Regions from separate parts of the Homo sapiens genome. Here region 2 is linked to region 1. A link is a contact called in ENCODE Hi-C or POLR2A ChIA-PET data. All regions are on one chromosome and are shown on one strand. The core of a region is the stretch at or near the end of the contact, and the rest is flanking DNA. Distances in the headings are between cores, read along the strand shown. Region 1 overlaps ESRRG (estrogen related receptor gamma). Region 2 overlaps SPATA17 (spermatogenesis associated 17).

Region 1 (6,796 bases), core at 2,134-4,633:
TGACCCAATCCCATTCTAATGTCATAGGATGCACTTTTATGGAAAGGTCACTGTTTTTTAGAGATGAGGTTGATGATCCATTTATGAAAGCTCTCTTAAGCCTATATGCCCCTTATTAAGCTATTGTCTCTCAGCTCTAAACCTGCTCTTCTTTGTGATATGGGGGGCTGGGATTCAGGACACTAGGAGAGAGAAAGAATTGTATCCTTGTGTCTGTTTCCTATTAACTTGTTCCTGACAGTGCCACTCTATTAAAGACCCATTGCCCTGACATTGACAGTTGGCACAGTTTCTAGCTTTCTGTGACACTCTCAGATGAAGCCCCATTGTGCACTTGGGAAAGCCGAGCACTGGCCACTGGCTTTGACTCCTCTGATACCAGTCTCAGTCCAACAGGCCCTCTTCACTGAGCTTCTAGATTCTGATGTGCCGAACACTTCCTTTTATTCCCACAATTTCCAGAGGCAGTAGTTGCTTCCTGTAGTTACAATCCCTGTTCAGTTTTTGCTCCTGTAATTCTCCAACACCCTTTGGACCAAAGTTTTCATATTGAATTCTCCCTGTTGAAGTGCCTACTGTGGTTTCCGATTCACTGTCTGGACTCTAACACAGGTGGAACCGCAGTTTCCTAATTTTATGTACACTCTTTCTTTTAATGTCACGCCCTCATTTCCTCACAGGATGCTAGAATGTGTGACTAGGGTGTGATGGCATAAGTTAAACAATTTTTCTTTCCTTTTTTTTTTTTTTTTTGTTTTTTTGTTTTTTTTGATTCAGAGTCTCTGTCGCCCAGGCTGGAGTGTAATGGCACCATCTAGGTTCTCTGCAACCTCCGCCTCCTGGGTTCAAGTGATTCTCATGTCTCATCTCATCCCGCCGAGTAGCTGGGATTACAAGTATGCACCAACATGCCTGGCTAATTTTGTATTTTTAGTAGAGACGTGGTTTCCCCATGTTGGCCAGGCTGGTCTTGAACTCCTGGCCTCAAGTGATCCACCTGCCTCGGCCTCCCAAAGTCCTGGGATTATAGGCGTGAGCCACGGTGCCCGGCTGATTTTTCTGTCTTCTTTAATGGGAATCTCCAAGTTTTATAGAATGGCTTGAAAATTACTGAGGTCAGTGAATAACTGTCTTTGGTTTTTTATCTTTTGCTTATGTCTCCGACTTAAACTGATCTGCAATGAAAGCTCTTTTGTAGAATATTCACAGGGTCTTTAGCATTCAATAGTGTCTTTTTTTCTGGTGAGGATTAAGTACAAATCTTTCCACATCTAGCTAAGTCAAACCAGATAAGGCAGATAGGTAAAGTTATAACAAATATTTGCATGCTACTTCAATGAAAGTTAGGGTCAGTTCACAGATTGTATCAGTCTTTTGGAGAATGGATGCCTGAGATAATTTTGAAAAATTTTGTGTAGAACATGGGCTTTGAGTTATATTTTAAAATAAGGAGTTTATTGTTAAAAAAATAAGAGGGAATGCTAATGAAAATGAAATATTTTTAAGCTACATAGATTAATTTCATTCAAAAATGTCATTTCAGCATCTTTAATCATTAAAATGGGATTTTTTGTAATATCAAATATAAAATCAAGAAAATTAATGTGGTATTCTGATCAGTGTAGATAGCAACTAAATTCAGTAATTCAAGTAAAAAGATAATGCTTTAAGATCTCTATTATTAGATTTTGCTATCTATAGCAATTGAATTAAAAGAGTCTCTCCATCTATATAGATGGGGCTATATAGATGTAGTTTAACACTAAGTTATAATACAGCTGAAAAACTGTTTTGTCTTAGTTTTCTTCATGTAGACAATGAAAACAATGTCAGATTATTGATCAAGTATTAATTTAAAGACTAAATTAATTTATAGCCAATTTGCATTTATTTTCTGAACATTGAGCTTGTGGAAAATCATTTCAGTGTTCGGTTAAACTGTGAAGATGTTGCTTGGCTAGGCAATTCATTGTATCATTATTTTGAAAACATAGTTCATAGTAATATATAGTGTATGTCAGGGAAATTCTTGTGAAATTTTAGAATAATCCTTGCAGATCTTCTCTCCGCTGCACAATCACCAATCCACTTGGGAACATTTAACTCAGAATAGATAATCCGGGGAGCTTGGTGTTAAAATGGCCAAAGTGTTCCAGGTCAGGCTGGGGATTAAACTGACACAATAGTTCATGGAAAAATTCTATTAGCACCTGTTACAGTTGGCCCTAGTTCTGATTTTCTTATCTCAGTCTTATTGTTTGAAAAATGTAAAGAAACAGATTATACTTGGTATTGATGAATCTTTGCCTTCACAAACAACATTTTATTTTTCGCATTATGTTTTGTATCAAAAGCTTGTTACATGTATGTACCTAGAACAGTCACAAAGTCTTTCAGGCTCATGACAAGTGAGGGTGTGTGACCCTTTAGCCTCTTCTAGTAAATGTAATGGAAGAGGAACCATGTACAACATAGTTACTCCTCAGTGATTCTACAAAATCCCTGAAAATTTTGAAAGCTGCCTTTACTACGGCACTTTCTTTGCTAATGGGGATAATACCCCTAACTGTGTGTGATATAACAACTATATTTAAAATTGAGGAATTTAAGTAGAACACAGAAAGGCTAGGATTTACTCAGACATTCCATACATTTTTATCCAATGCTTATTTCCTAGCTGTGTGATCTTGGGCAAGTCATTCAACCATTTTAAGCCTTCACTTTGTTGTTGTTAATTAAGAGGATTTTAATAACGCTCCCAAAGGCCCTATCGGTTGTAGGGCTTTGAATGGATTTCAGTGTTTAAAGATAAGTAGGGTACTTTTTAAAAATTCCAGAATGTTACAAAGTATATTATAGAAAGCCTGGCAGATAACCAATAATAATTAAGGAGCTATAAACATAATACTCTTTTTTGAACTTGATGCAAGCCCCTTCATCTATGCCTTTATTTCTCTTTCTAAATCTTAAGTAACATCTGCCTCCTGTTGTGATTAATGAAATAATATTCCAACTTGTGGGCAAGAGGGGAGTGGGTCCAACAGCTCTTGCAAGGGACCTGGGAAATACGCCACTGAAAAGAACGCAACTTGTACGAAATAGGTAAATCCCAAAGCCACCACATTTCTGCCCTGATTAAGGGCACCCCCTTGCTTATTCACTTTGAAGTCTTCTTCCTCTGTCATAACCAAGACAACTCGCGACAAGGAATCCTCTTCAGGAAATGTGTTAAGTCTTATCCGCACTTGTGTCTCTGATGCGCTCCCTCCAGCTTTCTTTTCTAGGATGCTTGGAGCCCCCCTCCTTCGCGGCGTTGGAGCGGGCTTTGGTTTCTGTTTGAAGCCCGGCGTCGGCTCCGGACGCGCGCAGCGCCCTCCGCGGTGGCTCCCAGGAAGTCCCTGGGAGTCTGCGGAGGGAGCCCCTGGGAGGCCCAGGGGTGGGCGCGGTCCGACGGCCGGGTGTCCTTCACGGGGCGTCCTTTCCACCCAGCTGTCCATGGAGCGAGCAGAGCCCCTGGCCGAGCGCCCGCCCGGGAGCCCGGGGCAGCCTGCGGGTGGCAGTGGGCAGGAGCCCGCGTTCCAAGCCGGCCTTGCTCCCCAACCCGCTGCTGCCGCCCGCGCTGCCGGGCTTCCTAGGCCTCCGCGAGGGCCTCAGCAACCCACGGGAGCCCAATCCAGGCAGAGAACCGGGGAGGAACGCCGAAGCAGCTCTTTCTCCCTCATAATTTGAGATGCTATTTTATCATCAACAGTCTGTGTTCAGACAGGAAAGATTGGGCTGAATAAATGTGTCCGGGAAACAGGATGCAGCCTGCGTCCAACCAGAGCGCGGCGGTTGTGTCCTGTGACCCGCTGTGAGGCTGATCATTCTGCATTGTTTACTCTTGTGCGTACATTTCAAAACACGGAATTACATCCGGAAATCTGGGTGAAAACGACATGGTCCCTAATTGTAAAGTTTTTTCACAGGACTTCAGATAAATGCAGTCATCTGTATACCTCAAGAGTGGATTTATTTATTTGGGATTTTTTTTTAAGACTTTATTTTTAAAATAACTAATGGGTACTAGGCTTAATACCTGGGTGATGAAATAACCTGCACAGCAAACCCACATGACACAATTTTACCCATGGAACAAGCTGCACATGTACCCCTGAACTTAAAAGTTAAAAAACAAAACAAAACAAAAACCCAGCACTTTTAGGCTGACAGCAAAATTGAGCAAAAAGTACAGAGTTAATATCCCCTGACCCGCCCCCCTTCATCCATACCCTCCCTCATTATCAACATTTCCCAGTAGACTGGTACATTTGTTAACAATCGATGAATCCGCATGGATACGTCATTATTACCCAAAGAAGTCCATAGTTTATGTGGGGGTTCACTCTTGGTGTTATACATTCTGTGGGTTTTGACAAATGTATAATGACACGTATCTACCATTATAGTATTACATAGAATGGTTTCAGTGTCCTAAAAATCCTCTCTGCTCTGCCTAGTCACCCTTCCCTTCCCCAACCCCCGGCCAAAATGGATTTAAAAGAAAAATAACGTATCAGACCAGAAGTTTCTCCCTAATTAGTTGCTTGTTTTCCTCATGGACTGCTTCCGGCTCCTAGAGAAGACATCATAGCATGAAGCATTCTTGCACGGTTTAGGTTTTGTTAACAGGGGCTATTAGTGTGTGTGACTTCTTAATCCCCCTTCTGCTGAGGGGCATCTCCAGCCCAGTTTTAATTAACAGGGAAATGCTCATATTATTTTGGTACACTGATTATAGGCGAAGCCTAAGTGGAAGTCACTTTGGTGTCCCAAGGGATTTCCGTGTTAAAAATGCATAGGGTACCTTTTTCTTCTCTTTCTTTTTTTTTTTTTCCTGTTAATTCTCCTCCTCCATGAACTCCAGATAAGCAGCAGGCCCGAGCCAGATTTCATTACTATCACGCACTCTTCATGGTCATCTTTTAATATTTGAAAGGATCATTTGTTAACTGGAAATGGTCAATTTTTTTTTCTTTGGCTTTTGAAATATAATTTTCAATTTTTAATTTGATTCATTTAGATGAAATCATTAATCAGGGTTGAAACTGAGTTAATTTTCTGGAAAATAAATGAGGTTGTTAGAGTGAACATTATTAAGTGGGCTCTTTGTAAGAAAGGGATAATAGCTGAAAATATGGAATACTTGGAGAACTGTAGCACTTGGGTAAAAATCGAAAGGATTTTTTTTCCTTGTTAAGTGGAATAATTCATTTTCAAAATTAGATCAGAGGATTTTTAGCATTAAGCATAATAAACACCCCATTAATTATATTAGAAATTGTAAATAGCAAAGCTTCAAGAAATTGTAAGGAAAGTACACTGTGTAAAGTTCTTCTTGTTGTGAGATGTTAGGACATATACTTTCTGATGTGGTTTTACTTTTTCTTTTGAAATGACTTGTGAACCAGTACTAGCTTTGGTATATTTCATCTCTTGTGTCTCTGGTTAAATTTTCAAGATCTTTAATTGTGGGTTGATTATAAAATAAATCAGAAAAAATTTATTGGAACCCCCTATGAATATCTAAACCTCTAATATTTTTCATTTTCTGACACTTTGCAATCTGATTTGCAACCAATCTCCTTCAGATAATCTTCTTTTTTAACTACATGTACCATACCCATAACTTCACCTAAGTTCCCAGATCCCTCTTGCACTCAAGCATTCAATTTATAACATATTATTTTAAATATTGATTATTTAATATTTCTTTCTATAGGTATGTTTTCTTCCTTACCTAGATTTCAAAAGCTTTGAGTGTCAGAATTGTGTCTTTGTATACCATATGCTCTTCTCTGCACACAGTAGGCATTAAATTAATTCTTTTTGACTGACTGACTCAGTGAATTATGGGAAACTGATGAGGTATACAAATAGCTTAGAAGCAAACCCAGATCCCAGACCATATCAAGCCTCTTTTTTTTTTCCAGCCAAACCTGGATCAAGTTTTAGCCATTAAAGAAGAAAGCATATTTCACTGACTTGCTGTGAGAGCACAGCATGACTTTAAGTGATTAGGATGGTGAGCAAAATACCCTTCCCAAGAAAACAAAGAAAGCTGAGATTTGGCCAGACATCCAGCCACCTCAATTCACCATTTAAGTAAGATGCAGGTCACTGGAGAATTCCCTGCTCATTGTTGCTTCTAATTGTTGCCTCCATTTTTTCATTTCTTACAGTCTCACAAGGTGGGTTGTTCCATATGAACAATTTCTTTCAGCGATTTTTGTTGAATATTCTATATAGAGAAGTTCCCATTAATGCAGTTCAAGAGATTTTTATTGGCACTCCCACAAATGCCACATCTATTTGCAGATACATGTAGCAGCCACAGTCCACTCAGCCACCAGAGGTTCCAAGCTAAACCTGCTTAGAGCTTAAATTTAGCTGGCAGGATGAATTGCACCATAGATTCAACCTGTCTATGTGTTTCTCTACAGTTTTTCTATTCACAGTTCTATATTTCCTATAAAACAATATAAATGGAGGATTAAATTGAACTATTGGTCTTTAGAAGTCAACATGTATCTCAAAGATGCCCTTCCATTCCTTGATCTTGGTAAGTTAATATGTATGAAGTATTCAGGGCAGTGAATGTTCCACAATATACATTTAATAAATGTAAATTATTGTTATTATTATTCACTGAAACAATAAAGAAGGGAAAAGCCTATATGGGTTGATAGGTATACTGTGGAATATTGTATGTGAATGTGGATGTACATATGTGTCACCCTTCACACTGTAGGTTGAA
Region 2 (6,796 bases), core at 2,217-4,716, 1.1 Mb before region 1:
AAATCCTTCTTCGCATATTTTCATGTACAATATACAATAACTGCATGGTGTTTTTTGTTATACGAACATACCATAAGTTATTTAATCTTTCCTTTATTGTTGAGCATTTTGGTTGAAAACCAAGAAAATATGAGCTTCAAGGATGAAATAATCAACCATTTCAAGTGCAAAACATTTAAAGTAATATGTATTTATAATAATTTTGAGTAATTTATCTAGATGACACGATGAGATCAACTGGCATCATTTGCTAGATTGAAAAATACAAAAGAAATATATGCATTAAAGTGATGAGAATGAAACCTTTAGAAGCCATGCACAATGGATAACAGATCTGATGAGCCTGAGTTTTTGTTATTTTCCATATTAGGGCCATCGACATTTCATAATTTTGAGTATAATCATTAAATTAATTTCTAATCAAGTAATTATGAGTATTTTGTGCATATGCTTTGCCTTGTTTGCTGGCAATTGATAACAATTTGGTCATTATCAACTGTTCTTTTTTTTTTTTTTGAGATGGAGTTTCACTCTTGTTGCCCAGGCTGGAGTGCAATGGCGGGATCTTGGCTCACTGCAACCTCTGCCTCCCAGGTTCAAGCGATTCTCCCGTCTCAGCCTCCCGAGTGGCTGGGATTACAAGCGCGAGCCACTATGCCTGGCCAATTTTTGTATTTTTAATAGAGACAGGGTTTCACTAAGTTGGCCAGGTTGGTCTCGAACTCCTGACCTCAGGTGATCTGCCTGCGCTGGCCTCCCAAACTGCTGGGATTACAGGCATCAGCCACTGCACCTGTCCTGAACAGTTCATTTTTAAAATATCATTTTTTCCATAAAAAAGAATTAAAAGCCAATTATATTCTTTCTCCCAGTTACCAGTAATATTATCTTTAAGATTAGGTGAACCAAATCTAAACTTATATTATAATTATGATAAAAATGTGTTGTTAAAGTTTTAAATTAATATTAGTAACTCAGAGTCTTAAGCTGTCCTGTCTTTGAAGTTTAGACCCTAAGGAAAAAATATATATATGTTTCAGTTTTCTGGTATTACACTAAAAGGTGAAGAATGCTGCCTTATTATCTTATAACTGATTTGGAAGTCCTATAAAGAAAAATATCAAAAATATTGGGCATTTTCTCATCTAAAAATAAACATGTGTTCATCTAATGAAGAGAAATAAAAACATCTGTGAAAGCAACAATGTCAATCTCTTATCACTTTTAAAACTAGTGACTGGTATTTTATACATTTTTGCCAACCATGAAAAGATCAAATTGTTGGCTTTTATCGTAACAACATACAATGGAATTTGATGGTACATGTCATCATTTTTCCCATTTAAAGTTAATAAAACTTTCATTGTTCCTCTTTTAAATAATCATATATGAAAACATTGAAAGAAGTGTTATAATGGTAAGCCATGTATGAATACTGGGAACCTTGATTTCATCAGTATATAATGTTATTTTTATAATTTGAATAATTTCTCTTTTTAATCATAATCAATCTTTGTAAATTAAATAGTTCTACCATAGGCTATTAATACATTTCAACAAAAAATTTAATTAAATTGAGTTTTAATGTGGTTGCCATACATATGTTATTCACTAGATGATCTCAATTTAAAAACGTAACATTGACCTGTCTAGGACTACAGTTATATATAATTATTTTATAACACCTCATATCAAACTAATTATATACTACAATAGCCTTTATACTTCTCTGCTCTCAGACTATGGTGATTCAAAAGTAGCACATCTGATATTAAACATAATGTAAATTGGGTAATGACAAAATATAAAAAAGGAAGGCAAATTTAAAAATATAACAAAATGTATACAAGCCATCCAATTTAGTTTTTACAGATAAATGCAGTCAGGGAACTCTCAAATTGTTAGTGCTCTTAAAAGAAGCAAATGAAAGGATATTTCTACATTTTTGTGGTACTATTGCTTAAAAGAATGACTTATTTTTATTTCCCCATTTATGAAACGAATGGAGTAAGGAAGGGGTAAGGAAAAGCTAACTAGAACACTACACAGCTAAAACAAGATGGGTCCCCAAATAGTAGGACTATTTGATTGTATAATGAAATGAACAGGCCACAGTAAAATTAAACCAAGAGTTCAGCATGCATAAAATGCATGTGCACTGAGCACATGCACCAGGTGACAATAAGTTTGTTACCAATAAAAAGGAGAATCAGAGCACATCCTCAATAATAGGAAAGAATTTTCACAGTTGTGACCCAACAGTTCTGTACCCCTAAGATAGGCAAATTTGGGTTATGTTGCTAGATATAGCAGTATGAAAGTCAGCAGAAAGGCCTAAAATGGAAGTTGAAAAGAAAAACAAAAACAACAGTCATACAGGAAGCAAAAAAGAGGCAAACAAATCACAAAACAAGACTGGAATAGCTCTATTATTGTGGGTTAATGAAGTCACTGCAATGCAGAGCACATGACTCTTTAGGACTTGATAAGCTATTTGATGTCACCATGAGAATTATTTAAAAGCTGGATATAAATATTTGGGTATAGGAGAATTTTGAGGAAAGTTGACTTTCCTCACTAAAGAGATCCCAGAACTTCTATCTTTTCACAGTCCTCTTTCTGCTTGAACTTCACATTTGACAACTCCAAGTTTCCTATAAGTTTTCTCCTCTAATTCCTGTGATATAACATCACTGTTTTCCTGTTTATTCTTATTTTTAATTCCCTTTCCTCTTCCTAAATTCTACCTAATGCATTCCACAAGCCTCAATTCTTAGACACCATTCTGTACTGTTCACATACTTTTTTCATTAGGTAGAAAATCCTGTCATCTTATAACTATGGATCTAGAACTTTTATCTCCAGTGCTGATCTTTAATCTAAGCTCCCATTCAATAGCTTGGTTTAACAAATATTTGTTGAGTTCTAATTTTGATGTGCCAGAGATTTTGCTGAGTTTGCACCATCGCCTTACAAGATACCACCACATGGAGGTGTCCTAACATCATCACAAACTCCAAAAGCTCCAAACATCTTTTTGTAAGCATAACCGAGTAACCCATTCAGAATGTTTCTTATAAACATCCTTGCTTTTGTTATCATTATAACTATCAATCAGCTTTGCTGAGATAAAAATACAACCATTGCAGTAGGTTGCAAAACAACAAAAGTTTATTTCTTACTCACACTACATGTGAGCTAAGGTTCCCTGTAGCTATGTCCCACATATCTCTTCGTCTCAGCCCTAAGGTTGAAGGAGCAAGCTGGATCTAAGGTATGCCATTCTTTTGCCAGAGGAAAAGACCGAGAACACCTCTTTAAAGCTTCAGTTTGGGTGTGGCATATATCCCATCTGCTCACAACACATAGACAAGCCCCACATCGGTGGGATGAGTATGAATCATCCTTTTTATGAAGAAGGGGAGATGGGATGACTAATTTTGAACAAGAATACAATCCACCCTGGCACATACTGATGTTAATCATCATCTACATTGGTCATAGCAAACATCTTCCAACTTGTATCCCTGTGAATCATTTATCCAGTTGGTAAAAATTTCAGTAGGCCTTTTATGTGTCAGTCACAGGGATATTTTTGAGATATAATTAGACTCATCACTGCTACTCAGGAGCTTCCAATCAAATGAGAGAGATGTAAATAAACAAATGTATCAGTGAGAGAAATGCCTACATGACAAGCATTTAAGAAGACAAAATTAATGTTTTCAGTATTCCCAAATTTTACTTTCTACTAAGATTAGGAAAAGTTGATCTTCAAGTAAAGTCTTGAGGGATACGTAGGAAATAAGACCAATGAGAGGCATGTTAGAGTGAAGAAAAGCATTCCAGGCAGAGGGAACAGCATTTGCCAAAAATCTTTGGGTGATAAGGACACTGCATATTTGGGCAATGGCAAGTGGTTGAATACGACTAAAGCATATTTACATAGGTATAGCAAGAAGTGACATTAGATAAGAAGCAATGGTAAGACCATGGAAGACCTCACATGTCATGTTAAAAAGCAAGGACTTTACATTGTATGCTATGGGAAGGAGGACTACAGGCATGGCAGTAAAATGATGCAGTTTAGTTTGGAATCAAGAGGCTTTTAAGAGGGAAAGTAAAAATGATTTGATGACCAATAGAAGGTGAGATAGGGAACAAGAGGTGGTAGAGAGTCTAGGATGACTGTTTCTCAGGGTTCGATTTCTGGTTGAATTGCAGTACTATTTACCTGAAAAAAAGAAATATAGGACGAGCCAATTTGGGCCACCCGAGGGACATCCAGAGAAGATGTTTAGTATTTAGTATGTGGATCTATATAGATATATATGGATCAGGAGCTGAGAACCCTAGGCACATCATTTAGTCTCCCTGAGTACCAATTTCTTCATCTATAAAACAGATACCACCTGCACATTCTTCTTAACAGAACCATTGCTCATGACATAATGAGACAATGATTGTAAAAACTATTTTTAAGTAAAAAATTCCTTTAAAAATATATTAATATAAAATTATTTTATAAAAGTCACACTGAACTCCTTACCAACCTTCTGTTATTCCCCACTGTCTGCATAATCTAGAGCAACTATCTAATTTTTTCTGTATATGTTATGCTCATTCCTAATTTCAAAATTTCATTCATGTTTTCTTCCCAAGGGTTAGCTGAAGTGTCATTTCCTTGACCTTCAGAGCCTATGTTAACTTCTCACCTGAATACTTATTACTTCTATTTGTGTGTGTGTGTGTGTGTGTGTGTGTGTGTGTGTGTTTTGATGGGCAAAGTCTCCTTTAAATTGAATTTCTTTTTAAATTAATTTATTTAATAGATAATACATGCACATTGTTTAAAATTCAAACACTACAAATGAGTTGACATTGAAGTCTCTCTCCCATGCCTGTCCCTCAACTACTCAGTTCTCTTCCCCCCAGGCAGTAATATCATCAGGTTTTTCATGTGTGATCTTTCCAGAGATCCTTCCAGAGTCAAGAAAATTAAATCAGTGGTTTTCAAATCATGCCCTCGTGGCTCAGGCGACAATAGAAAACACAGGGAAAGAAATGAAGCAGTTGCATTTGTCTAGCTTCCAAAATAGTTGCACTGCCTATATTTTATGTGGGTCTATTTTGCATACTATAAGGGAATACTGAGACAGACTAATTCATTTATTTATTATTATTTATTATTATTATGATTTTTTGAGATAGAGTCTCGCTCTGTCGCCCAGGCTGGAGTGCAGTGGTGAGATCTTGGCTCACTGCAAGCTCCACCTCCCGGGTTCACGCCATTCTCCTGCCTCAGCCTCCCGAGTAGCTAGGACTACAGGCACCTGCCACCACGCCCTGCTAATTTTTTGTGTTCTTAGTAGAGACGGGCTATCACCATGTTAACCAGGATGGTCTTGATCTCCTGACCTCGTGATCTGCCCGCCTTGACCTCCCAAAGTCCTGGGATTACAGGTGTGAGCCTCCACACCCGGCCCCAGACTGACTAATTTATAAAGAAAAGAGGTCAATTTGGCTCATCTGTATGTGGTATCAGCATCTGCTCCGCTTCTAGTGAGGCCTCAGGAAGCTTTTACTCATGGTGGAAGGTAAAGGGAGAGCAGGCATGTCACATGGCAAGAGAGGGAGCCGTTCAAGCTGCCAGACTCCTTTAAACAATCAGCTCTCATATGAATTAACACGAGAACTCACTCATTACTGTGGGGAGGGGACCAAGTCTTTCATGAGGGATCCTCCCCCATGACCCAAACACCTCCAACCAGGCCCCACCTCCAACACTGGGTTATATTTCAACATGAGATTTAGAGGGGACTGATATGGTTTGGCTGTGTCCCCACCCAAATCTCATGTTGAATTGTAATAATCCCCATGTGTCAAGGGTGGGGCCAGACAGAGATAATTGAATCATGGGGGCAGTTTTCCTCATACTGTCCTCATAGATAGGGAACAAGTCTCACAAGATCTGATGGTTTTATAGGGGGCTTTTCCTCCTTTTGCTCATTCTCTCTTGCTTGCCACCATGTAAGACATACCTTTCACCTTCCGCCATGATTGTGAGGCCTCTCCAACCATGTGGAACTGTGAGTCCATTAAACTTTTTCTTTATAAATGACCCAGTCTCAGGTATGTTTTTATCAGCAGCATGAAAACAGACTAATACAGGGACAAACATTCAAACTATATCATATCTCTTTTACATACAGGACTAAGAATTTTGCTAAAATTTTAGTTAGAGGAGGTTCTATTACTAAAGTTTTAAAATGACTGTTCTACACCATTCATTTTATAACTTAATCATATACTGTATGACATTGTTATTATTGTATATAACTGTAAGATCAAAAAAATTATGCAGCAGAAATTAAGAAAATGATGATTTAAGCAAACTTAATTTAGGACTAAGTGTGTGACAGTGCAGAGGTTCAAACAGTATCCTCAACTCATGTCCCACTGCCCAACCCAGGAAAACAGCAGATCATTTCATGCACTCTTGCTTCAGAAGATTTACATGTGATTGTCCATTCCTGGCTTTGTTTTTCTAAAACCTAAGCTCCGAGGCAATATGTTGGTGGAAGGTGGGCAGAGCAGTGTGAGGTGTAAAAGAAGTGGTGTGGGCATAGGATGAAAAGAGAGGAGCAAAGATTCCACATGCCTAAGAAAGAACTGAACATTAGCCTTCTGAAAGGAAGCAATGCAGCATTTGGCATTCCTATGGCTTCTGGGAGGTGGCTAAAACTCTAGGGGTAAGCTTCATGACAGCTGTGGAGAAGATGGGCCTCTAAGTGCT

What was found. Hi-C counts contacts between places; a loop is a spot of excess contacts on that map. ChIA-PET counts read pairs that join two places held with the same protein, here RNA polymerase II (POLR2A). Pooled maps may share reads with other maps.
Region 2: a map of IMR-90 shows a loop between it and region 1 (2.9-fold over the local background). The contact joins two enhancer-like sites. A Hi-C loop is called at or near these places in 1 of 168 maps with a recorded cell type or tissue (IMR-90) and 1 of 50 pooled maps. POLR2A ChIA-PET finds 5 or more read pairs at or near these places in 1 of 52 experiments (AG04450).

Annotation. Positions count from the first base shown.
Region 1 is chr1:216,597,903-216,604,698 of GRCh38, reverse strand. All of the region lies in intron 3 of ESRRG (estrogen related receptor gamma), which reads left to right. Among named protein-coding and RNA genes, the nearest start is that of ESRRG, 120 kb to the left of the region's middle. RefSeq lists enhancers at 3,200-3,299, 3,680-3,779, 3,625-4,193, 5,735-6,462 and a silencer at 3,400-3,579. Within about 2 kb of position 3,383, at least 28 of the 41 ENCODE cell types and tissues checked have a DNase peak (open chromatin) inside an H3K27ac peak, as active enhancers do; they include IMR-90, where a contact is called at or near this core.
Region 2 is chr1:217,657,166-217,663,961 of GRCh38, reverse strand. All of the region lies in intron 3 of SPATA17 (spermatogenesis associated 17), which reads right to left. Among named protein-coding and RNA genes, the nearest start is that of SPATA17, 29 kb to the right of the region's middle. RefSeq lists an enhancer at 2,856-4,055. Within about 2 kb of position 3,466, at least 2 of the 41 ENCODE cell types and tissues checked have a DNase peak (open chromatin) inside an H3K27ac peak, as active enhancers do; they include IMR-90, where a contact is called at or near this core.